Linked DNA regions of Mus musculus: all the other regions are linked to region 1. Evidence: chromatin loops called from intact Hi-C (ENCODE). Cell type or tissue: heart. All regions are shown on one strand.

Evidence for each region. Peaks named below come from ENCODE experiments on the same cell type or tissue, not always from the same donor. Only the 100,000 strongest peaks of a DNase experiment are listed, where the experiment ranks them.
Region 2: it touches region 1 in a loop (3-fold over the local background); 2 of 42 quality-filtered maps call a loop at or near these places.
Region 3: it touches region 1 in a loop (11-fold over the local background); 18 of 42 quality-filtered maps call a loop at or near these places.

The regions. Positions count from the first base shown.
Region 1 is chr13:59,069,972-59,077,971 of GRCm38, forward strand. The region is part of intron 16 of Ntrk2 (neurotrophic tyrosine kinase, receptor, type 2); the gene reads left to right. Gm53063 (predicted gene, 34245) reads right to left here and starts at 3,743. Exons shown (of 4, transcript NR_168904.1): 1 at 3,626-3,743; 2 at 2,021-2,108; 3 at 1,465-1,635; 4 at 1-1,355. In heart, a CTCF peak has its summit at 3,800 (motif pointing left); a DNase peak (open chromatin) is centred at 3,810; H3K4me3 peaks cover 680 bases; H3K27me3 peaks cover 3,126 bases.
Region 2 is chr13:59,361,320-59,369,319 of GRCm38, forward strand. No RefSeq gene overlaps it. Among named protein-coding and RNA genes, the nearest start is that of Gm34721, 43 kb to the right of the region's middle. In heart, CTCF peaks have their summits at 4,336 (motif pointing left) and 4,538; no DNase peak of the experiment used is centred here.
Region 3 is chr13:58,636,675-58,644,674 of GRCm38, forward strand. No RefSeq gene overlaps it. Among named protein-coding and RNA genes, the nearest start is that of Slc28a3, 30 kb to the left of the region's middle. In heart, CTCF peaks have their summits at 861 (motif pointing right), 2,468 (motif pointing right) and 3,843 (motif pointing right); no DNase peak of the experiment used is centred here; H3K27me3 peaks cover 2,050 bases.

The DNA.
Region 1 (8,000 bases):
CAATGATGTGCCTCCCAGGTTCCTTCATCACCGAATTCTTGGATTTTGTGCCTTGCGGTTTTCATAGGTTTGGGTGTTTATGGATCTCAGACATCTCTTGTGCCCCGCCCCATCGCACAGATCGGTGAGCACCGTGTGCTGTTGGCATCCCCTTTCCCTGACCCTTCTACTTTGGAAGGTTTCTGCTGCTGTGTCTTCCTCCATCTCGGTAAACTCACCAGTCTCTCCATCCTTCCAGTTTATCACTTCCAAAGGCTCAGCAGGAGGCTCTTCCTATCTCAGCCACCTATCCAGCATCTCAAGAGATGAAACAGTCCCAGTGAATATTTCAGGTGTTTCCCTGACGTTCTGCAGTGATTTCTGCATAAATCTCAGTCGACTCCATTTTCTCTTCATTGCAGTGCATATCTTTCTGAACCCTTTTACATGGGAAGCCTCATTGTGTCTTTTCCTTATCGAATGCTCAGTGGTCTTGTGTTTCTATAAATATTTCTGACCTCTGTTCAGGCAAGCAGCTACATCCCGTAAGGATAATTTTATATTTGGTGTGTTGATTTTTGAACTTTCCCAGGCAAGGTTAAGAGCACTAGCAACTTTAGGGCCCACCCCAGATACTTGGAAGGGTGGACTCTCGCCCTCTGCTCTGTGGAAGCCAGCACTTCTCTCTGCCCTGTGTGAGTGAGCACCCAGTGCTGTGACCTTCAGCCTTTGGTTTCCTTTCCAAGGACTGCTGTTCTCACGGGCAACCTGGTGCTTCAGTGAGTTTGGTACATCTTCATGGGATCACATGCCATGTCAGATCACAGCATGCTGGGAAAATGTAGAAAGGAAAGGGTGGGTGGGAGGTAAAGAAATATACAAACAAGAGAGAGAGAAAGAGAGAGAGAGAGAGAGAGAGAGAGAGAGAGAGACTAAGACCTGTATCCTGGCCTTTCCTTCCTTCCCCTTTACTTCAGCCAGGACTGCAGCCTGCAGAAAGGTCAGAGCCGACCTTCTGGCCTTAGCTAAACTCTCAGCTAAGCCCCCACAGACACACCCAGGGTCTTACTCCATCAATCTCCCTGGTAGCCCCCAGTGTAATCAGGTTGACAGTGAAGATTAGCCATCTTGTGGAACTTTCAGGGACCTAGACTTGAGTGCTCTCTTGACTCCCCATGACCACTTACCTCTCAAGGAGTACTAGCCGTCCTTACGTTTATTAAGTAGTGTGGAAACGGTTTATAGTTAGGCTGCCTGGGGTGGGGGGTGGGGGGAACTCATCTCTGCTACTTCATCTTTCCTCGAAGCAGAAGGCGGCTGTTCCCTCTCTACAAAGGATGTGTCATCTCAAGGCCCATCAGTGAGCTACTTACAATCTGCAGTAAAGAGAAACAAAATTCTCTCATCTTTTTTATATATATAAAAAAAATAGCTACTTCCTGTGAAGGCTTCCCCCCCCACCTCCTTTTTAATTAAATAACTTACATTTACATAATACTTGTACAATTAAAGTTTTTCTGCCTACACAGGATTATTGCTGAAGTAGGAGAGCTTCTTCTTCATCTTGGGTGAGCAGTGAGTAGGGGGAGTCATGCCAGCCTCGGTCCGACTCTGAGAAGTTTCTCAGGCTCAAACATGGACTTGCTCAAGAAAGCACTGGAAAGCCGTGTGGGCAGAAAATATCAGTAGTGTTCCCTGCATCTTGTAGTCTTGGCTTTTGTTCTATGCCCATTCCTGGGAAGTACTAGGCAGATGAATGGCTAGATTAACTTAAGATAGCATTCCAAATAGACTTCGTAACTGGGTTTCTGCAAGACATGTTCTGGTCCCTAAAGAAAATCTCCCTGGGAGAAGACACATGAATGATTCAGTCTGATATTAAGCAGGGAGATACATGCTGTACAGAAAAAAAAAACTGATTTTGTTGGAGGCGAGGGAGGAGATCTATAAAATTCTATGGGAAAATAAGTTAGACTTTGGCTGAGTTTTAAAGGGAGGAGAGTATCAGGTAGGGCTGTTAGTAACCTTAAAAAATCCATACCTAATGCCAAAGGGTTCTCGTGTGCAGCATACGTGTTCTGGTGTTAAACTCCAAGTGCCCCACGTGTACTGGATTCTTGCTGATCACACTAAAAGGAGTTTTCAGAAAAGAATGGTCCGTATTCTTCTTCCAAAGCAAGGATGCTGTCCACTGCACTAGGTACACTGGCCAGAAACTGTGGAGCCCCACCAGGGCATGAGTTCTGACAATGTCGGTCCTCAAGAGATTCTTTCAAACCTGCCCTTGTTTTATCTGTCCACCTGTCAGACACTACAGAGATTATCACAGCAACCTATCCTAGCACGGGATGCAGGTTAGATAACATTAACACACCAGAATGTGTCCTCTGCTGTGTGACAGGGGCTTCATGTGCTGGCGAGCCTGTGGTGAACACAGCTTAGCAGAAGCTTAGAGAGTCTGAGGAATTTCGCTTTCCAGACAGAGTGAGGCACACATCGGGCTCCAGAAAAATATTTATCTAAGGTTGAAGGGCAACACAGTCAGCAATGTGCTTGCCCGGTAGGCATGAGGAACCAAGTCTGATCTACAGAGTCTATGTTTAAAGGAAAGACAGGGGGGAAAGCTGGGCATGTGGCACACTTTTATAAACTCACACTCGGAAGCTGGAGACCCCTGGCCAGCCAGCTTAACCTAATCACTGAGACCCAGGCCAACTCTTGTTTCAAACTTTGATTCAAACAGCAGCAACAGCAGCAGCAGCAGCAGCAGCAACCACCACAACAGCAGCAGCAACCACAACAACAGCAAACACAACATTAAAAATTTTGAGGCATGACACTCAAAATTGACCCCTGGCCTCAACACGGATAAATACAAACACTCACACACAAACACACACATGTGCATACATGTACACAAACATGATAAAAGAATTATCAAACAAAATCCCTTCTGAGCTCTGATGAGAAAAATCTCTCTTGAACCTATGACCTTACCCACTCCTCGCCACAAACAAATTTTCAAACTTGACCATAGGCATGGATACCTGGGCGCTTGTTTCTTTGCTCATTTTGAAAACTCCCTGGACCTCCATGCCTTGATTTAAATTGAAACTGTGCGATTGCTCTTAATTATCGAGAAATTGGCCAGGGAGGCCAGGCTCCATGTCTCAGGCTTATATAATCCTCAATACTTGAAAGACCGAGGTGGAAGGAGAGGAAGGTCAAAGCAGAAGGGTCAAGGCCTGTCTGGGCTGCAGGAGGAGCTCAGGCCCAGCTCTGCGACTTACTGAGCACCTTAAAATAAGAACTTCAGAAAGTTACAACTTTAGGGAGCAGGAGCCTAGCATGCACCATTCAGCACCACATCAGTGGGGAAAGGCCATGTGCTGTTAAAAATTCTCTCAAGTGTGATCCTTTGTTTTCCTAGTGGAGACGGTGTTATGGCCATAATACAGTTTTAGGACTTCCAGTGAGAAAGGTCTTTGGATTTTCGTCAGTACCGTTCAGCCACACCCTGCTGCTGTCTGCCATCAGAGCTCAGATTCCTTGAGCAATGCTGTTTGCCATTATGTTTCAAATCTTCTATTTGGATCAGTTTGTGAATGAAGATTGTTTAAGGCTCCCCCCTACACACGCCCCTCACCTTGTCTGCGGGGCGAGTTTGGCTCATCCTCTAGGTAGGCACTGTCCTAGATATCCTGAATGTAGTGAGCGAGACACACCATAAGCTGCAGCTGGAAAAGGAGGCAGAAGCTTCCGATAGAGCAGCAGGGCTTGAGCTCCCGGCCCAGCAGACTAGGCAGACCCCTGCTGGCCGCCTCTGTCTCTGCAGGGTTGTGTCTGTGGGTGACTGGTGGGGCCTTGCGCAAGAAAAGGCTTGCGAAGACTGAAACAGCTTGTCAAGGTATCCTTGTGGGTGTCTGTATTGAAGTGTCACAGTACGAAGGCTTTTTATTAGCAGCTATTTTCGAAGCCGAACACCGAAACGGAACAGTTTCTTCCTTACATGGCACTTCCAGGCTGGCTGCCTCCCTCAGCACAGTACGACAGCACCAGCCTTCACATAAGGGGGTGGAGAACATGACGCTGGATCCTTTGACGGTGGAGCCTGGCTATGTGGCCCACGCCCTGAGCCCTGGAGATAATTTGGTTCATTCACATGTTTCTGATGACGGGATGCAGCCGCGGGGGCTGCGGAGGATGGGGCCTCGTGCGTTGCCTTTGCGCACAGCCCGGGAACCCTCCTGTTTTGAATGGGTTCGGAGGGATGGGTGGCCTGTGCGGAGGGCAAAGAGAAACCGGGGCCAGCTAAGCTGGGTGGTAGTGCTCTTTCGGCCTCCTTCAGCTAAATTCTTCACAGCTCTCTTCTAGCATGCAGCAGGTTCTCTCTAGAAAACTCGGTAGGCTTAATTGTAATTAAAAAAAAAAGTTTGCCCCAAGAAGACTCATTTTAGTGCATTAGAGAGCTGATTTTGGACCTTGAAAGGAAGGGTACGCATTCTACCTTAATACCTCAGCTTGGATGGAGCCAGCTCAACCACCTGCTTTTGTTTTGGTGCTTTGATTTTTGAGGCCAAGTCTCACCACATAGCTAGCCCAAGCTGCCCCTCATTTCTTCATCTTCTTGCCTTGGTATCTGAAGTCACAGATGTGTAGCCCTTCCTACACCTGTGTTTTGATGCTGCAGATGAAGAAAACAGTATTCAGAGAGGCAAAGTCACCTCCTGAAGTGTCCTGGCATCTTTTGAGGTTACTCCCCACCTCCAGGAGGTGGAAAGGGTTAACTTTCAAGGTCATAACAAGGTGATTTTGAGTCATTTCTACATCTGGTACACGAACCATCCATCACACAGAGACCCAGATCTGTTTGCTCCTCTGTTATGTGTGCACAGCGTGATGCGACTTCGGCTCATTGGATCAACTTCTCTGACCCTTATTTCCAAGTTCACCAAAGTGGAAATGTCTTTTCTGCCTGCTGCCTCATGCTGTCATGAGGGTACCACGGGAGATAGGACGTGGGAATGTGTGACTGGTTCTTAGGACTCTCGTTGCCATTGGTGAGCAGCAGGGAGCCCGTGCTGATGCTTACCCAGGACTCCCGCCTCCATGCTTAGAATGTGGCTCTCTCAGATAAACTACTCTGAGTGGAGGATGGCTCTCAGGGGTGGGAGCACCGACTTAGGCCTTTTTGGAATATTTCAAGATTGCTATTGGCTCACCGTACTTACTTTCCCGCTGCATCCCCCGTGTCTATGATATGACATGCCACTCTTGTATTATGGACATGAGTCCACTCATATAATATTGCTCTTTTCTCCCCTTCTAAGGTGATATGTGAGAGATTTTCCAGCAGTGTGAAAAGAACTAGTTCAGATCCCTAACTTCCTGCGGATTCATGCTCCGGGTTTCTTGCCCAGGCCCTTCCTGGCAACCTCAGCCACCACCACTGCAAAAAAAAAAAAAAAAAAAACAACCCTTATTTGTAAGATTTATTTATTTTTATTGAAGTGTGCTAGCGTCTGTGTGCGCCTCTTGTGTGTAGTGCCTGTGGAAGCGAAGAGGGCATCAGACACCCTGGAACTGGAGTTAGAACCATTGTGGGCAGCCATGTGGGTACCAGGAACTGAACCCAGGTCCTCTGCAAGAGCAACTAGTGCTCCTAATTGCTGAACCATGTCAGCATCAGCAGCCCCACTGAGAGCACGTCTTACCATTCCATGTAAAGTCCCTCCCCTGCACTTTGAGGTGAGCCGACAATTCCCATCTCTTACCACTGTCAGCCATGTGAGTCTAACAATTTGTCTAAGGGTGAAACACACACCACAAAAGGAAGCCATCACAGGATAAGCCACACACACAGTAGAATATGCTAGGCAACAAGGGACAGGGCTCAGGTCTTCAGCACTTTGAAAAGGACTGGAGACTCCTGCTATAATGTAACATTTAAAACATTAAAATAAAATAGACATGGTTACAAAATAATACCATCGAGTAGAAGCAGAGCTATACATCTTAAATTGCGGTATGAGGTATGATTAAAGCATTAAATGGGACCTGGGGGTGAATATAAAGTGGTAGCATAAAGGATGTTTTGAATATGTGCAGCAGCAATGAATGGCATGACATTAAGTCACCAGTTCATATGTGTATTACCTTTGGAGTTTCTGCTGACACCACCTCTGTTTGTTACCCATGTTAACAGCCGAAAGAAACGTTGGACCCAGAGGTGAATCAAGTGTGTGTGCAATTCCTGTGAATCAAGTCCACAGAACACATCAGGGTCTGTGTGCTCTGGTTCAGTAGCCCTGTGCTTGAACATCATGCAACAGTGCTTATTACACATGTGCCATGAATTTCTACTAGCTAGGAGCATCTGTCACAACCTGATGCAAGGACATGTAATCAGACAGGGCAGACCCTGCAGACCCCGAGATGGGATGAACTCCCGGAGTTCCAAAGACTCAACTTCTTCAACTTTTACATTTTACTAGCCATAGTATTTTTGCCAGGAGACCTGTGTGAATCTGTGCACCTCAGGCACTGCCTGTCTTTGCAATAGGCAGTTATCATATCAGCTCTCGTTGCTGTAATTATATGTGAACATAGGAAGAGGCTATCTCATAAATCAACAGCCTACGAGGGAACTGACACTGGACAGCCTGGTGTTAAACAGGGCATGTGCACACTCAGCTTGATTAGCTGAGTTCAACCCGTATTTCTCCACCTCTCCACACTACAAGGACCCTTGCCAAGAGCCTAGTTGAAACCAGTACACTGCCTGCCCAAGGCTGTTCCTTAGCTTCTTTCCCATTAGGGCACCTATAAAGACCAAGACGGTTTTTTTGTCATAGCTTCATTTTGATGAGCCCTCTCCTTCATCATTTGCTACTCTCTCAAGCAGCTCTCAGACATCTCTGTACATCTTGTGTTAGGATTTAGTCTGGGACAAAGCTCAACTCTAGTTATGAGAGTGCACTTTCTGGAAGTTGTGCCAATCTCTGCCTAACTTCTCCTTGGTTTCCCTCCACCCACTCCCTTGCTCCTACTGCCTGCAAGAATACTAAGTTTACTATGTTCAGGGGCAAGGGTTGGACTGTCACTGAGCTATGACTCCGGATGCACACCTTTCCATTTAAAGAGGACGTCACTTCGTCCCGCCTTTCCTTGACTGCCAAACATTCCGGATAGAGCAGAGAGAAAATTATTGAAACTTCTCCAACAAATACCATGCTGGGTGTTAGGGAGGAAAAGGTGGGCAAAGGTGTATTAGCCTTGTAGGGAATCTTACATTGTCAAATAATCCATAGACACACACCAGATAGTGAGTGGTGTGGAACAAACTGCTGGGGCTGCAAAACACTGCAAGGGGGAGGGGAGTCCGGCTTGGTGTGAGTGCTGGGAAGCCCACAGAGAGCATCTCTGAGAGGAGGCTTGCAGGTTGGGCTAGAGCAATACTGCAAAACATTAGTACCTTTTCATGGTCTCATTTTATAATATATAACCGTTGCCCACGTGAATGTTTATGGCATGATTAATGTGCTTTTATCTTCTTTGGTGTGGGGGATTTTATGTGATTTAGACTCTCATAGCGACACAGTTCTGAGTTTTCTTCTGGTAATTAAAATTAGCTACAATAGCCTCATTTCTATAAACTTACTTTAGCCCAGTCAGAAAGGCAGTGCCAGCTACTGGTCTTTGGAGCATAGGGAAGTTTGATCAAGTCTGTAGTTCCAACTCTCTCTGCAGTGAGCCAGGGCTGCACGGTCTTCATGCTTCTCTCAAGCTTGCCAAACTCCACCAGAGCCTCCAGTGGCATTGGGGATGTGTGCTCTGCACAGTGCTAGCATCTCATTGGTTTAGAACAGGAATGCTTAAGTAGTTTGAGGCCGTGCTAACAGTTTCTCCACATCCTGGAGAAGGGAATGCTCCAATGTTGACTGCCTTGAGGTACAAGTAACTGGGAGCCGTGAGGGGCACAGGCTGAGGGAGATGGGAAAATGGTAAGCAAGGTTACACCT
Region 2 (8,000 bases), 290 kb after region 1:
GGAGAAGAGACTCGGAGGACTTTTAAAAAAAGAACTGTCTTTTTTAACTTCTTACCAATATCCTTATCAATGGGGTATAGCTAGGATGTGCAGATTACACGGGCTATATCCACTCACACATCTCGTCTTCAGGGTTTGGATCTCTTCCTCTAGGAGAAGCTAAGAGAATCCTGGCATCCTTTCTTCACGCGGCATGGCCACCATTGGCGCCAGATTCCAGACACTAAAATAAGCAACCAACTGGAACCCATTCCCTTCCCTGGACGAGCACACTGAATCCAGGATACTTGCTATGAGCTGCCTTGACTCCATTCAGCATCAGAGCCTGTCTTCCTTCATCTGCCTTCCTCTGAATCTCCTAGTAGACAAACCTCCAGGCTCAGGTGCCTCTGCAGACATTGCTTAACTAACAAGTGTCTTGCAACTATTATCACTAACTTAAGGATTCTAGGCCTTAATGTTCATTTAGATTTTTCACCATCTTTAACCCCCAATCAGGACATAGTTTAAAAATTCAGCTTCCCCTCCACATCTTAGAAAGTCTGTTGCTTCCAAGCACTCCTAGTAGGAGGTTAGAAATTGCTCAAGTGTCTCATGTAAGAGTAACAGTTTCAACTCTGACTGACATGGGCAGAAAAGGCAACTGTTAAAAGACAAAGGCTCAGTGAGTAAAGAACTTACCACAGGACCCACATGGTGGAAGGAGAGATGCAACCTCCACAAGTGTCCTCTAACCTCCATATGTACACATGCACGCACACACACACACACACACACACACACGCAATTTTTAAAAATTGAGACTTAACTCAAAGGTATAACACTTGACTGGCATGTACAAGGAAGGTCCCGCGTTTAAACCCCAGCACACACACAGAAACAACATCATAATCTAGGCATGGTACACATGTCTATAACCCCAAACCTTGAAGGCTGAAGCAGAAGTACAAGGCTATCCTGGGCCATATGATAAGACCCCATAAAAATAGATAGATAGATAGATAGATAGATAGATAGATAGATAGATAGATAGATAGATAGATAGATAGATGCCACATGATAAGACCCATAAAATTAATGAACAACTAAATAAATGAATAAATAAATGTCAGGTGTATAATGCATGCCTTTAATACCACCATTTGGGAGGAAGATCTCTGTCTTCTAAGGGGAGGGGAGGAGAAAGGAAGGGAGGACAAAAGATCTTGCAAAACTCCTCAGATTTTTAGAATGGCTGAAAAACAAAATTTAGAGATTTGCAAACCAGGGAATCCTGATTAAGACCTTCTGGAAAGGACTCCCTTGCCCATTGTCCCAAGACTAGAAACTGCAGCCCGTCAGAATTCCCAGCCTAGAAACCCAGGGCACCACACCCTGCCCTCACTTGTGGAGGAAGCTGGATATAAGGGAGTAACAGCAACATTGTTTCGGTCCCTGAGAAAATGGCTTGAGTGTACCAGATTACAAATTTAAATGTCACGTTGAGTGGGTTTGTTGGTTGTGTGGGTGAAGGATGCCGATGTCCTCTGGCACCCTGAGCATCCAGGAAAACAGAGCAGAGCGCATCTGCACAGTGCTCAGTTCTCCCGGGGCCAAGGCTCAGCTTTACCAAGTTCAGGTTGCCAGGTAATGACTTCCCGTTTTTCAGACTCCAGACATATGTCACTCCAGGGTGTCATAGTTAGCCATAAAATCTGATAGTGTTTGGTTCATGTTGTAAGCTAAATATCAATTTATCCACCTATGTAACGAATCCAGGGTATCTTTCAAAGATAAAGGCACATATGTGCACCTTGATCTGTCCCCATAGTCAGACCAAAAGGTCACCACATTGCCACTGTAAGATCTGTGTTACCACCGTGCCTCTACTGTCCCAGCATGATAGCGCTGGGGGCAGCATGGTCATAAATACCAGCTTAAGCCACGGACAGAGCACAGCAGTGGCTGCACTCCATTGGAAGGAGAATGGGTGGGAAGTCCGAGATTCTGAAAGACAGTAGCGTAAGGGCTAAGGAGGAGTGCTCAGTGGTTAGCGGCATAGCCACACGAGGCACGCATGCAGACAGACACAAGCTTCGAACTTGTGACGGGTGACGGATTACTTATGGGCTCCATTGTGCACAAGAATTAACTTTACCCCCCCCCCCCGCTAGAACAGTAAGAACCAGAAGAAGGAAGACTGGGCTTCAAGTGTATTCAACAAAATGTCTCTTATTAGCATCTTATTGAAACTCAGAGAATGGGCTGGCAGGATTCCCAGCATGCACTGCGAACACTCCAGTTAGCTTGCTGCAGCTGTAGGTGGCGTCTGTCTCTGACTCCAGCGCCATCACTCGGCAGAGGTCTCATTGTGCACCTCATCTCTGTCTCGAATCTCTCTCTCTCTCTCTCTTTTTTTTTTTTTAATGGTGCAAAGAAACGGGTTCCACTTTTTGGGAGGAAAACTTTAACAGAACGTTATTGTTCATAGGGAAGTCCGAGATCCGGAATGAGAGTAGCTCCTAGGCTAAGGAGAGCTCAGCGGTTAGCAGCGTAGCCACACACAGGGCTCGCATACAGATGCATAATTTAAGATGGCAGCAAATCACACATCTAACGAGGCCCTTTCCTTACAAGTGGCTTTGTTATGTTCTCATGTGATAAGAGAACGTGGGAGCCACCAAGCTTCTCAGGGCTCTGTTATAAGGACCACACGTACGGTGACCTGCACATCATAAGGGTGCCTAGTTACCAGCCACAAACCTGTCTATAAATATCATCACCTTTGGGAATGGGCTTCAACATGAGCTTTGAGGCCATCAACATTGGCCATAGCACCCCGCTAGATTGTTGGTTACTATACATACTCTGGCAGAGGCTGTGGGCTGAGGTTTATTCTTCCAGCACCCGTTTCAGGACATACCAGCATAATAGCAATGTTAATCAACTTACAATGTTTTCCTATTAAAGCATTTGAAGTGGATGCTGACATGTGATGATCTAATTAAAAGCAAAGAGTGTTCAAATAGATGTTGTTGGCAGACAAAAAGAAGACCGTAGTTCATTCTCTAATATCTTCGCATACCGTTGTTGGCACAGAAGGAGAAATTTAATTAACTTTCACCTTCATGAAGTTTCGTTTTTGTTAGCCCCCGGTGAGTTCAGAATGGCTCAGGGGAAGAGGCTGGCATAGCACTTCCAGAATAAATAAAGAAACAAACCTCCTTGAGAGGCCTCAGTGGGACTGGCTGACTGTAAAGCAGGGTGGTTAGGAGTCTCAAGGTGACAGACAGTTCGCTCAGCCGATCTGAATCGATTCTTGACCTAGCTGAGGGTCAGCGTCAATTTATCAAGATGGAGGACAGAGGTGTGTGTATGTGTGTGTGTGTGTCTTAAACATTTTCACGACATATCACAGTGGCTGTTTTTACTCTTAGATTTTACTTTTATTGTTTATTTTTGTATGTGTGTGAGTGTGGGTTTGAGCATGAGTGTAACGCTCACAGGTGCCAAAAGATGGCATCAGATCTCCTGAGATTGGAGTCCCAGATGGCTGTGAACCACCTGACCTGTGTGCCAGGAACCCAACTCAGTTCATCTGGAAGAGCATGAGTACCCTTTATTTTTTAAAATTTATGTGTACGAGTGTTCTATTTGTGTGCATGCCCACATGACAGAAGATGGCATCAGATCCCATTACAGAGGGTTATGAGCCACCATGTGGCTTCTGGGAATTGAACTCAGGACCTCTGGAAGAGCCTCCAGTATCTTAACTGCTGAACCATCTCTCCAGCATCCCAGGACATTCTCTTAACTGCTGAGCCAACCCCACCACAGTTTCGAGGGTAAGGTGGGACCTCCTATCGTCCAAACATTACCCTGGCCCTGCTGAGCCTGCAGTCTCCAAGATGATGTGCACAAATCAGTGACAAGAACGCATGCGTGCCTTCATCGGAGGCTTGGTGTAAGTAGCAAATACTGTTTGTACAGGATGCTTCTCATGGCAGCTGTCAGTGTGAAGAGAACTGTTGTTTGCGCCGCCATTTTTACTTAGGGATATGAACATAAACCGCCCCCCACCCCACCCCCTGGATGGAAGAACATTCTAGAACATTGAAAGATGCCAAGTTAAAGCTAGAATCAAACAGGGTCTGCCTGGCCATCACGTGTGCCCCTCAGAAGCTCACAGGCAAGATAAAATGGGGCACGAGGTAAGTTCTATAGGATTAGAGGGGATTTCTCCTGGACCAGAGAAGGAACTCCTAGTCTGGCTAAGTGAGCAGGAGCCCTCTTGGCTCGATTAAATTATGCACAGAGCCTACCATCACCACACACAAACTATCCCCAGAGCGCCCTCTGCTGGTGACAGGTAGCTTGTATGTTTGGGGGGTTCTCTCTGAAGCCAGCATCTCAGCTCTATTGAAGTTGCGCTTTCAAGGGCCTCTTCTCCTGAGAAGAGCCCCAGACCTTAGCACAATGGACACCATGATGGGAGAACCATCCAGGCCTTTCAACCCAGCACAAAGGCAGCACCACCTGCCAAAACAGGAAGAAAGACCTAATCCATCACAGCCCATAGTTCTAGGAAAGTCCCTAAGTGTACTAACTTTGCTTTTTGGCTTCCGTATTTCCATTTCTGGTTAACAATTCTTGCTAACTGAGGTGTGTTCACCGGGATATGGGTTTGGGTTTTTTTTTGTTTTTTTTTTTTTTTTTTTTTTTTTGGTTTTTTTTTTTAAAGCTCACCCTGAGAAAGGCTCCGGATTGCACTGGGATACCAAACACCCTGTGTAATAGACTTTCTGTTGGCTTGAAACATGTCCCAGTAGTCATCTCCAATAGATAGCTCACAGCAGAGTTTCTGAATGCCTGCACCTAATCTCTGTTTCACTAGAACCCCTGTTACATTTAGGGTGCAATTAAAAACCCCTTGTGTTCTCCCAGACACACAGGTACAAGGTTTTAATAGCAGGAATGCCTACAAGTGGAATCCAGTGAGGAATCTTCTACCACACCCACAGAGCCATTTGCCAGAGGAGAGTGAGGGCTATGCAAATGTCTAAGGACACCAGATCTCTATAAACGCTGCCCATCTCTTCCTACTAAGATCAAAGCTCAGCTCTGTGGCCTTCTCTCCCCTCAGGACACACAGAAGGCCTGCAGTCTTGCTGTATACTTATGCTGGGAAGCCAGGAAGAGAAATGAGCGGCAACTGGGTGAGCAGCAACAAGAAACCAATGCTCTTGGAATCGAAAAGAAGACACAGTGACCCTGTGGCACCACTGGGGAAAGCTTTACAACAAAACATAACTTTGTTTAGGTCGTTAAGTCACTCAGGACCATCTCCCATGCACTCAGCTCTATAATAGGCACTGGAGATGTGGGGTTTTTAAAAGTCAAACTAATACCCAGTGCTGGGGGGAGAGAGTAGAGAGGCAAGACCCACACATGTTACTCTAAGAATTCTCTCTTTACTGTTTTCCCAAGGGACACAAAATCAATCACAGTCAGGGAGAGTTTTAGTAAAGGGAATGGAAATCATTCCAAGGTTAGAGATTATGCAGGTGTTGTTGTTGTTGTTGTTGGTGGTGGTGGTGGTGATGGTGGTGGTGGTGGTTGTAGTTCAGTTGTCATGTGACCATGCAAGCACTCTGGAAAGTTAGTTCCTCGAGATTTTCAGTCATGCAAAGCCAAGGCTGTCCAAAGTCACCTGAATTCAGACAGCAAGGCACAACACATTCCGCAGCAGCTGATCCCGAAGCTGCGTACAGATTCTTTCCCGCAGACCCTCCGTGCCGAGCAGGGTTGAGGCTCGTCACTCGTTTGCTCTACAGTGTTAATAGCGAATTGCCCTACTCTGGAAAGCAAACATGGAGCCACAGACATGGGCCAGCTCTTGGTGGGGATGACTTGGGATGGAGGCCTGGAGGTCGGGGCAGAAGGTCCCCCAAGATGTACTTCGGGAAAAGGGGGTGGACTGGTTTGTCACTGAGCGAGCTTAGTCTTGTTTCTGTAAGGCCTGCCCATCCCGTCCCGTCCTCCCTGCCCAGTGCCATGCAAAGAGTCAGGGCCTCTAAGCTTTCTGCCCCGGAAGAGATTTGTAGCATTTTGTATTTTATTTTCTACCAGCCAAGTGGAAGCAGGAATGGCAGCCAGAGCTGATTTTTATCCCTGGCAAATAAAGTTTTATGGCTGGAGTTTCATGCCCACCTGCCTTTACAGACCGAGATCCGTCCCCATTACGCTTAATATTTTATTTTCCACTCTGTACTCTGCACAACTAAATAATTGACTCCTTCCATGGCCCATCAATATGTCTTCCTTTAATTGTTAAACATGTGTTAATAATTCAAAAATTGGCTGGTGACCTCCTGCACTCTTGTGGTCTCTGCAGGCCTCGGAGCTCTTTAAAGAGGGGCTGTTGGTCCTGAATTCACCATCCACTAAAAGCTTTCTGAGTTTGTCCTCTTTCTAGAGGCTTCTTACTCGACAATAAGGTCTTGGGGTTAAATGGGAGACAGAGTTCAAGGATTCTGGAGCTCTGATTCAATTAGAGCAAATGAGCATAGGAGAACCAGATATGTCACGGTAGAGTGCATCTACCCAGACCTTGGGGACATTTTTTTTTTCCAGATTAACACGGTACAGGGTTTTGTTTTTGTTTTTCCTTTTTTTGTTGTTTTTATTATTGGATATTCTATTTATTTACACTTCACATGTTATCCCCTTTCTTGGTTTCCCTTCTGTAAGCCCCCATCCTGTCCCCCTCCCCCTGCTCCTATGAGGTTGCTCCCCTTTTTCTTGATTTTTTTTCTCTTTTGACTGAACATCTTCATCGTTAGAGTGATCTCAGTACTAAGAATGTGGGTTACACTACGCTTGCTACCCAGGTTCAATCCTCTTTCAAGGAGAAAAAAACGACAGCAACTGGACAGCGTAAGCAAGGATGCCGGAAGCTACAGAAATGACCGATCCATGAGCCACGCACGTGAGGAAGGCTTTTATGATAGATGTAAGAGAGAGACTAGCCCAAGGCCTTAGGGGAAAGTCCAAAGCAGCAATGGCTATCTCTCTGGGGGCAGACTGACAAGAGCTGAAGCTAGCTAGCTCTCTTGGGAGCAGAGAAGAGTGACAGTAGGAAAAAGAAAAAGTTTCAGGGGGAGAGGAGGGGCCAAAAAGCTTGTGTGTGGGGGGGGGGGCAGCGTGAGGGGCAATCGAACTGTGACAGCCCAGAGTTTGCAGCAGCAGGCAGGGGTTTGCAGGCCAGGTGGCTTTGGTGTGCACCAGAGGTACACATCAATAAAGACGTGTCTCTTCCTGGCCTACAGACATCCTTTCCACAGGTCCCTGAGGATGACGGGAGTGGGCAGCTGCAGTCCTTCAGAAGTTCAGCTTGAGCCTAGCCAAGGCTGTCAGTGTGGTTTTCCTTGGACCGGGCAGGATACAGACTCCCCTTCAGCCTTCAGGACAGACAGACCAAGAAACAGACCACGGGGAGAGCTGTTTTGGAAGTTGCTGACAGCCTTTTTGATGTTTTGTGATAAAACTCAACTCTTTAGAGTCCAAGCTGTCCCATAAAAGGCTGCCAGGCCTTTGCCAAATTTATAGACTATACATAAAATTAGCGAATTTTCTCCTCGGGCATACAGAAATTATGGACAGTTCTTCCAGAGGGCAGTTGGCATGAATAAAGAAATAGCTGGGGCCTGGGCCCACTGTCTCCTCAGCTCTTCACAGCTCATCAAACTGTCTTTATTGCATGTGCTAAAGGCTGGATCTCAGAGATCTTTTACTTAATTTTATTTATTTATTTTCACTTGCATCTAATTTTTCTCTGTGGCATTTTGGGAGCGCCCCACCCCCCACCCCAGTAACTGCACATCAGCAGGAAAAATATTTTAAGCCGAAAAGAATCTTGGTATTCATCAAGTTCTGAGTACCGTTCATCCCCATATGCTCTGGCGACTGTTGCGTGCCTGGCATGTGTCTCCATCCTTGGACCATTTTCTTCTGTCCTGTGC
Region 3 (8,000 bases), 430 kb before region 1:
TGGTTGTGGCCGAGTCTGGTTTGTAGAGAATGCTAAGGTGACACAGAACTCTGAGCCCTTTAAGACTAGGGACAGGAGAGCACGCTGGGGAAAGCCCAGGCATGGGGCTAAAGACCTGATGCAGGCTTTTAGTTAGCATCAGCAGCACGCAGAGCTCTGCAGACAGAGATCAAAGGGATCTCTACCGAGTGCTCTTTCTACCTTCCTCCTCTCCCTCCCTCTTCTACCCCCTCTCTCCCCCTATTCCTTTCCCCTCAGTTTTCTGTGTGTATGTGAAGGTAAATATGGCATGTATTTGTGTGTAGAGGCCAGAGGATAACCTTGGGTCTCATTCCCCAGGAGCCATCCGCCACAGAGTGTCTCAGTGTTCTGGGGCTGAGCATGCAAGACTGGCCCGGCTATTGAGCCCCAAGGAGCTGCCTATCTCTCCCTTCCCAGCGTTGGGATATACACTACCATACCTGGCTTTACAAAATGAAACGAAACAAAACAAAACAAAGCACAAGGGTTTAGGAATGGAATGAGCTATTAATGTTTACAAGTCGAGCACTGAGAATATATGTCTATGAATATAAATAAGAAAGAAGGGAAGGGCTTTGTTTATCCCAACTGATCTTTCAAATTCTTTTTTTTTTTTTTTTTTTTTTTTTTTTGAGACAGGGTTTCTCTTTATAGCTCTGGCTATCTTGGAGCTCACTTTGTAGACCAGGTTGGCCTCGAACTCAGAAATCCGCCTGCCTCTGCCTCCCGAGTGATGGGCGTGCACCACCACGCCCGGCTTTTCAAATTCTATCTTTTCCTGGAGGAGGCAGGTGCCTCCGGAAGGGAAGAAGCCTGACCTGTGATGACTCGAAAAGACCACTTGGTGGCAGTGTTTCACTTTGTTTGACGCAGGGCGCCGGACTCCACTACAGTGAAACCTCTTCTGGGAATGTTTTTGGACCATCCCTCAAGTTTCAATTTATGGATATTAGACAAAGATGCAAAATAAGACCCTGAGTGGAAAATAATGGCTGTAACTGATACCTTCTGGCTCCTGATTGTCTTCTTTCCTCCTTACAGTCAAGAGTCAGAGGGAGAAGCCGGGCTCTTGGGGACTGCATACTATGTGAAAGCCCAGGAGGGAAAAGCAAAATTGTATCAACAGGGCAAGCATGCTCAGAAAGGGCGTGAGGCCCCAGAGCCCAAGCAAGTAACCTGCACTGTGGACAGCTGGGGGGATTAATCATAGCCACCTGAATGAGGCTCTGATCTTTTGCAGGTAGCTCCCCAAGGGCAGTTATGAATACAGTCACAAATAACAAACTTACTTTAAATGTTAATGAGATTTTATTTATTTATTTATTTATTTATTTATTTATTTATTATAACTTGATTGTGTGGTTCTCAAGTGTGAATTTCTCAATGATAATGCTATGTGGTTATGCAGTCTCAGAGACAAGACCAGCCACCCAGCCAGGAGTGGTGGTGCACACTTTTAATTCCAATACTCTGGAGGCAGATGTAGGAGGATCTTTGTGAATACCAGATCAGCCAGAGATACACAGGGAGAAGAACATGTCTCCAAAGGAGAAAAAAAGTGTATATATAAAAAGTATATATCTTTAGGATACATATGTGTGTGTGTATATATATATATTTTTTTCTTTAAATGAATTTTGTGTGCCCCTGAGCCACATTCCCAAGATACACATGATGTATATGCAAACATTCTAAACGCAGAAAGGAAGAAAGAAAGAAAGAAAGAAAGAAAGAAAGAAAGGAAGGAAGGAAGAAAGAAAGGAAGAAAAGCATGCTGGTCCCAAAAACTTCAGATAAAGGTTACTCCACCCTCTGGAGTCTGGGTGGAGATCTCTAAGCTCATGTCTCCCCAGTCCTGGGCAGGATAAAGATGGCTGTGTGTGGTTTCCTTAGACTGAGCTGTGGTACCCAAGCTGACTGGAAACTGGAAATAGAGGCTTGTCACCATCTACCTATTGCTCATGCTCACATTTCTCCAGGCTTGTCTCAAAGATGTCTTTTTATGTTTTGTTTTATGTCTAGACTTTGATGTCATTTCCTGATTTCTCCCAATGCAGGCAGCTGCAGAAGTGTCCTGATGGGATTGGGCATTTAAACATAGCAGGAGACAGGTTTCTCTCTTTTTAAAGCACCAAACAAATACCAAGCCTGAGAAGCAGAACAATAGAAATCCTTATAGATCTTGAGCTGGAGAGTCCTGAAGGATACTTAGTTACTGTTTCCAGTAATGAACAAGACAATTATACCGTTTCCGCAGACTCTGCTGTGGTCCCCTAGGGAGGCTGCAGATTGAGACTAAATGTTCATTAGTTCTCTGGTGCTTGGGCTTAGGCCAGGGTCCTCCAGCAATGAAAAGCAGAAAGGAGTTCTTGTGGACCCAGTTCCACTACTGTCTCTGCAGCCCTATTCACTGTGTCCATGTCGTGGGCTGCTCATGGATGCTCCAGCAGATGGCGCATACTTATGAACAGTCCAATTTTCTTCCTAATGGGCTCATGCCAGCTCTGCTTGCTGACACGGCACACAATTTAACAGAGCATTAGAGATGGAGTTATTGGACTGGTGAGATTGCCACCTGGCCTGATGACCTGAATTCTACCCCTGAGACGCACATGATAGAATAAAAGCACTGACCCTGACAGTTGTCCCTTGACCTCCACAGATGTGCCACGTCATCCACGCACACACTCACACGCTCATGTGTGTGTGCACATACACACTCATAACAAATTAATGTAAAAATGAATGGTGCCACATTCACTATTTTTAGAAAGGATTTATTTTTATTTTATGTGTATGAATGCTTTGCCTGCCTGTATCTGTAGCTCATGCATGCAGTACCCATGTATACCAGAAAAGGGCATCAGATACAACCCTGAAGTTGCAGATGGTTGCCTGCCAGCTGCGGCGTGGGTGCTCAGAACCCTGTAGGAGCAGTCAGCGTCTCAGATTATAGAGTTGATGTCTTTCCCCCTTTGTTGCTTCTCTGTAGCAGGGGAGGGTTCACAAGCACGGAGTCCATCATTTGGGTGACGTCTAGATTGAAGGTCAAATTGTAAAAAGCCAGGCATTAGCAGTGCGCAGGTAGGCTCCTTCTAGAATGAAGTTCAAAGGTGCTTTCGATTAGAAAGTACAGTGCCTGGGGCTGGCGAGATGGCTTAGCAAGTAAGAGCACTGACTGCTCTTCCAAAGGTTCCGAGTTCAAATCCCAGCAGCCACGTGGGGGCTCACAACTATGGTCCATCAGTTGTAATTTCTGAAACTGCTGATAATTCTGGGGGGGGGGTCTTCGTTGAAATGTGCGTATAGGGTGTGTGAATGTATATTGGGGTATATGGCACATTTATGTGCTTTTTCTTTCTTCTCCCTTCCTTCCTTCCTTCCTTCCTTCCTTCCTTCCTTCCTTCCTTCCTTCCTTCCTTCCTTCCTTCCTTGTTTATTTATTATATGGAAGTATACTGTAGCTGTCTTCAGATACCCCAGAAGAGGGCGTTAGATCTCATTACAGATGGTCGTGAGTCACAATGCCGGTGCTGGGATTTGAACTCAGGACCTCTGAAAGAGCAGCCAGTGCTCTTAACCACTGAGCCATCTCTCCAGCCCTGGTTCCTTTCTTTATAGATCTGTGAACGTTTTGAGATGTTTTAAACATAAAGGAGAGGTTTTAAAAACTTGCAGTCTGCATGCCTCCTCTCTCCAGTTTAGTGTTCTCTTTAGAATAATTCTGAGCTTTCATTTTGAGAGAGAGAGAGAGAGAGAGAGAGAGAGAGAGAGAGAATCTTAAATGTTGTTGGCAGCGCTGCAGCTGCCGGTGGCCACTGGAGGGCGCAGTTGAACACAAATTGTTTTCCATCCCCCCCCACCCAACTGTGGCCTCAACCCGGGCCACAGGCTAGTCTACCTACACAGCAGCAGCCTGACAAAGGAAGGTCTCTGGGTCTCACTCGGTAAAGGGAGGTCCTGGGTGGGTTCTTGGGAGTATTTCTCGGATGTTCTCCTTCAGGTTGGCCCCAACAGTGGCTCAGGAGTCTCCATTAAATCTCTTGCTCTTGAGGTCCGTAAGCACAGATCTCTCTCGTCTCTCTCATCTCTCTCTCTTGTCTCTCTGATATCTCTCTCTCCTTCCCTAACCCCTTCCTCCCTCCTACACACACACACACACACACACACACACACACACACACACACACACACATTATCTTTCTCTGATACTATGGGACACGCAGGTGTGTTAACATCATAATTTTGTCGCGTTGGTTCTCTTTACCTCTATGTGGTGTCTGGGGACCTGACTCAGGTCTATGGGTTTACGCAGCAAGCACCTTTTACACGAGGAGCCAACTTGGCGGCCCACACCCTCTTCTTGAAGTAGTATTGTGAGCATTCTTCCTGGTGGATTCTTTTTTGTTCTAAAGTGAAAGTTTGATTGCTTCCTAAGGGAGAGACAGGCACATGTTCCTGTGTGGAGTTACCCACCACCATCCGGTCCTGTCTGTGTAGAATGGATGTTAGTAGTAGCAGGAAGGTAGAGACAATATGTCGGGGAAGATGTTTAAACCTTAATGTATGAGATGTCATTTCTCAGAAGCTATCAGTAGACTTATGTGTATTCTTAAGTCAGTGGGCTATGGGGCGATCTTTGCAGCTCTCCGAACATCTAGTCTCCTGAGCAGTCTTACAGGGAGCGGTATTGTGGCTACTTCACAGAGAAGAGAGGCCACAAAATGACCAGAAATAGCTCAGAAACTGGGACCGTTGGGATATGAGGTCTTGCTTGGCCTGCCAAGCACAGCCCATCCACCTCCCTCCAGGCTTAGCCCAATCTTATCCCTGACTTCTCCCGACATCATTCGGCCCTCGGAGGGCACCATGGAGAGATCACAGGAGGGGGTCAATGAGATTTTTATGAACTGAGAGCTTCAAAAATAACTTGCCCTTCCCAAGGAACTGCTGATTTGATTCTTGAAGTAGTCCATCCCATTAATCCAATTAGCTAATGGGAATGGGAGCATCGTAATACACTCGCTCTGGCAGGGGCATCAACAGTCTCGAGTGCTTGACTTGTTTATCAAAGGGAGGTACAGGAGCTCGTGTGAGCTAGGCAGCACTGGCTGGCAGAGTGAAGTGGCCTTGCATCCTGCGGCCAGGGCTTGATTCAGGATGTCTGTTGATGACATCTGCTTAGAGCTTTGTGTTGTTTTTACAGCAATGAAGATTACTGATGAAGTAAAACACACAGGTCTCTCATTTCTGGCCAAGACAGGGTAGCAAGTTAAACTTTCTATCACGAGCAGCTAAAAGACTCAGAAAAAGATTTGCCCACTCTTTGTAGGGTTTTCACAGTAGATGTTACTGCTTGTGGTGCTTGAGGGAGGGAAGAGCAGAGGGCAATGCACGTTTATAATCCTAACTATATGAAGAGAAGCTCTAGCAGAGTGCTCCCAGTGGAAGAGAGAATATTCAATAGAGTGCTCCCAGTGGGGAAGAGAGGTTTCAGCAGAGTGCTCCCAGTGGGGAAGAGGGGTTTCAGCAGAGTGCTCCCAGTGGGGAAGAGGGCTTCAGTAGAGTGCTCCCAGTGGGGAAGAGGGCTTCAGTAGAGTGCTCCCAGAGGGGAAGAGGGGCTTCAGTAGAGTGCTCCAAGTAGGGAAAAGGGGCTTCAGGGGAGTGCTCCCAAAGGGGAAGAGAGGCTTCTGGAGAGTGCTCCTAATGGGGAAGAGGGGCTTCAGCAGAGTGCTCCCAGTGGGGAAGAGGGCTTCAGTAGAGTGCTCCCAGTGGGGAAGAGGAGCTTCAGCAGAGTGCTCCCAGTGGGGAAGAGGGGCTTCAGGAGAGTGCTCCCAGTGGGGAAGAGGGGCTTCAGGGGAGTGCTCCCAAAGGGGAAGAGAGGCTTCTGGAGAGTGCTCCCAGTGGGGAAGAGGAGCTTCAGTAGAGTGTTCCCAGTGGGGAAGAGGGGCTTCAGTAGAGTGCTCCCAGTGGGGAAGAGGGGCTTCAGGAGAGTGCTCCCAGTGGGGAAGAGGAGCTTCAGCAGAGTGCTCCCAGTGGGGAAGAGGGGCTTCAGGAGAGTGCTCTGAGTCTTGCTGGTGGGGGAAAGGGAAACAAAGAGAAAACAGAGGGTGCTAAGGCTGCCCGTGGGTTCGGTGTGCAAGGGGAAGCATTTCAGTAGACAGCAATCTGGGAATTTCCTTCAGGCCTCGGACGTATCTTTAGCGGCATATCTATTGACAAAGGTCTAAGAAAGTGGATGAGATGGTATCTATGGAGCCTAGGAAGGGAAAAGGAGTTCTTGACTCTGCTACTGGGATGTCAGAGTTGCAATCCTGTCTTAGTGAAAACTGTAACAAGACCCGTTGCAGAGAGACTCTCTTGTGTGCTGTGTGGAAGACTCACCTGTCAATAAAGAGCTGATGGCCTACTAGCTCAGGCAGGAAATAGGAGGTGGGACTTCTGGGTGGGGAGAGAACTCTGGGATAGAGTCAGGAAGGGGGGTGGGGGGGAGACTTGGCCAGAACTCTGAGGAGACAGAGGCATGAAACTGAGAAGAGGCAGCCAGCCATGTGACCCTTATAGAATAGACTAAACAATATAATTAAATTATGAGCTAGTTAGTGAACAAGATCTAGCTTATGGCCTAGGCATCTATTCAGAAATAACAAGTCTCAGAGTCATTATTTCAGGAACTAGGACGTGGGTGGAAAAGCCCTCAGATAAAACCCACTGTGAGAAGAAGGACCGGCCATGTTCCTTGAGTGAGGACGGGAGCCTCAGGGCTAAAACAAAGACAACGTAGCTCTCCATCTTAGAACCCAATTCTCCAAAGTTGAAAGGATCACGATAATGGCGTGTTACATAACTCAGCTGTTAAGCAGCAGAAAATACCACCTTGTGCATTTTCCTCCCCAAAGCACCTGCTGTAATATTTTCACACTGGGTCAGGGCCCATGGGTCAGGTTCCAAGCTCTGGCATGTGGGGTTTGAGGGCTTCACATATTTATGGCATGGCAAGGTACAATAAAAAATTGTAGATATATAAAGAATGGAATTAAACCAGTAGGCTTTCTTCATAATTTGAAATACCCAAGGCTCTTTCCATCTGGGCCTTTTGCCGTTGGGTATTTTGGCTTGTCTGTGCTGATTAGTGGAACATGGTATTTTTGGGCTTCACCGGTGGGTTTCTGATCTAGAATCACAAGTTGGTTGTTTCTGAATTGTTCTTAGTGCCCTGATTCACCTTCCTCTGCTAGTAACAGTGTGTGTCTGTGGGAGGCAGGGTTCCTTACCTGACTCAGTGCTTAACTGGGGGACTCTGCTCAGAAACATGTCCAAGGGTCCTCCCTCCCTTCTCTCCCCTCCCTCCCTTCTCTCCCTTCCCTTCTCCCCTCCCTCCTTTTCCCTCTCCCTCCCTCCCTTCTCTCTCCTCCCTCCTCCTCTCCCTCCCCCTTCTCTCCCTTCCTCCCTTCTCTCCCCTCCCTTCTCCCCTCTCCTCCATTCTTTTTCTTTCTTTTTCTCAGAAGAGATTTTGTGGAGTTTAGTTAGGTATTGGGGGAACATCCAGAATTTATTACGTGCACTGGGTGAATATTCTAGATTTCACTGAACATCTGGACAGCTGAAGAAGACGAAAGAACCCTATCTTTAGAGGAAAACTTGAAAACCTCAGGAGAATATCTTTCAGCACTTTTGGATTCCTGGTATGAATTCGAAGCCGTTTTCCCATACAACTTTAATTTGTATTCAGTTACTTTCATGCTTACCTTCCTATGAGTTTACTGTGAAACATCTCTCCAAAGCGCGTGTGTCTGGTCATCAGCTGGGGGACCCAGTCACTGAGAGATGGTTGTATCCTGAGGTCTCCGATGCGCTTCATGAACTTCTCTTACAGCCACCGTAAACACGCTCCTCCTTTACAATGGTTTCTTTGTCACAGGGGTAGAAAAATCAACTATCACACATATGTTAAAATTTATTCTTAAATTTATTGATTG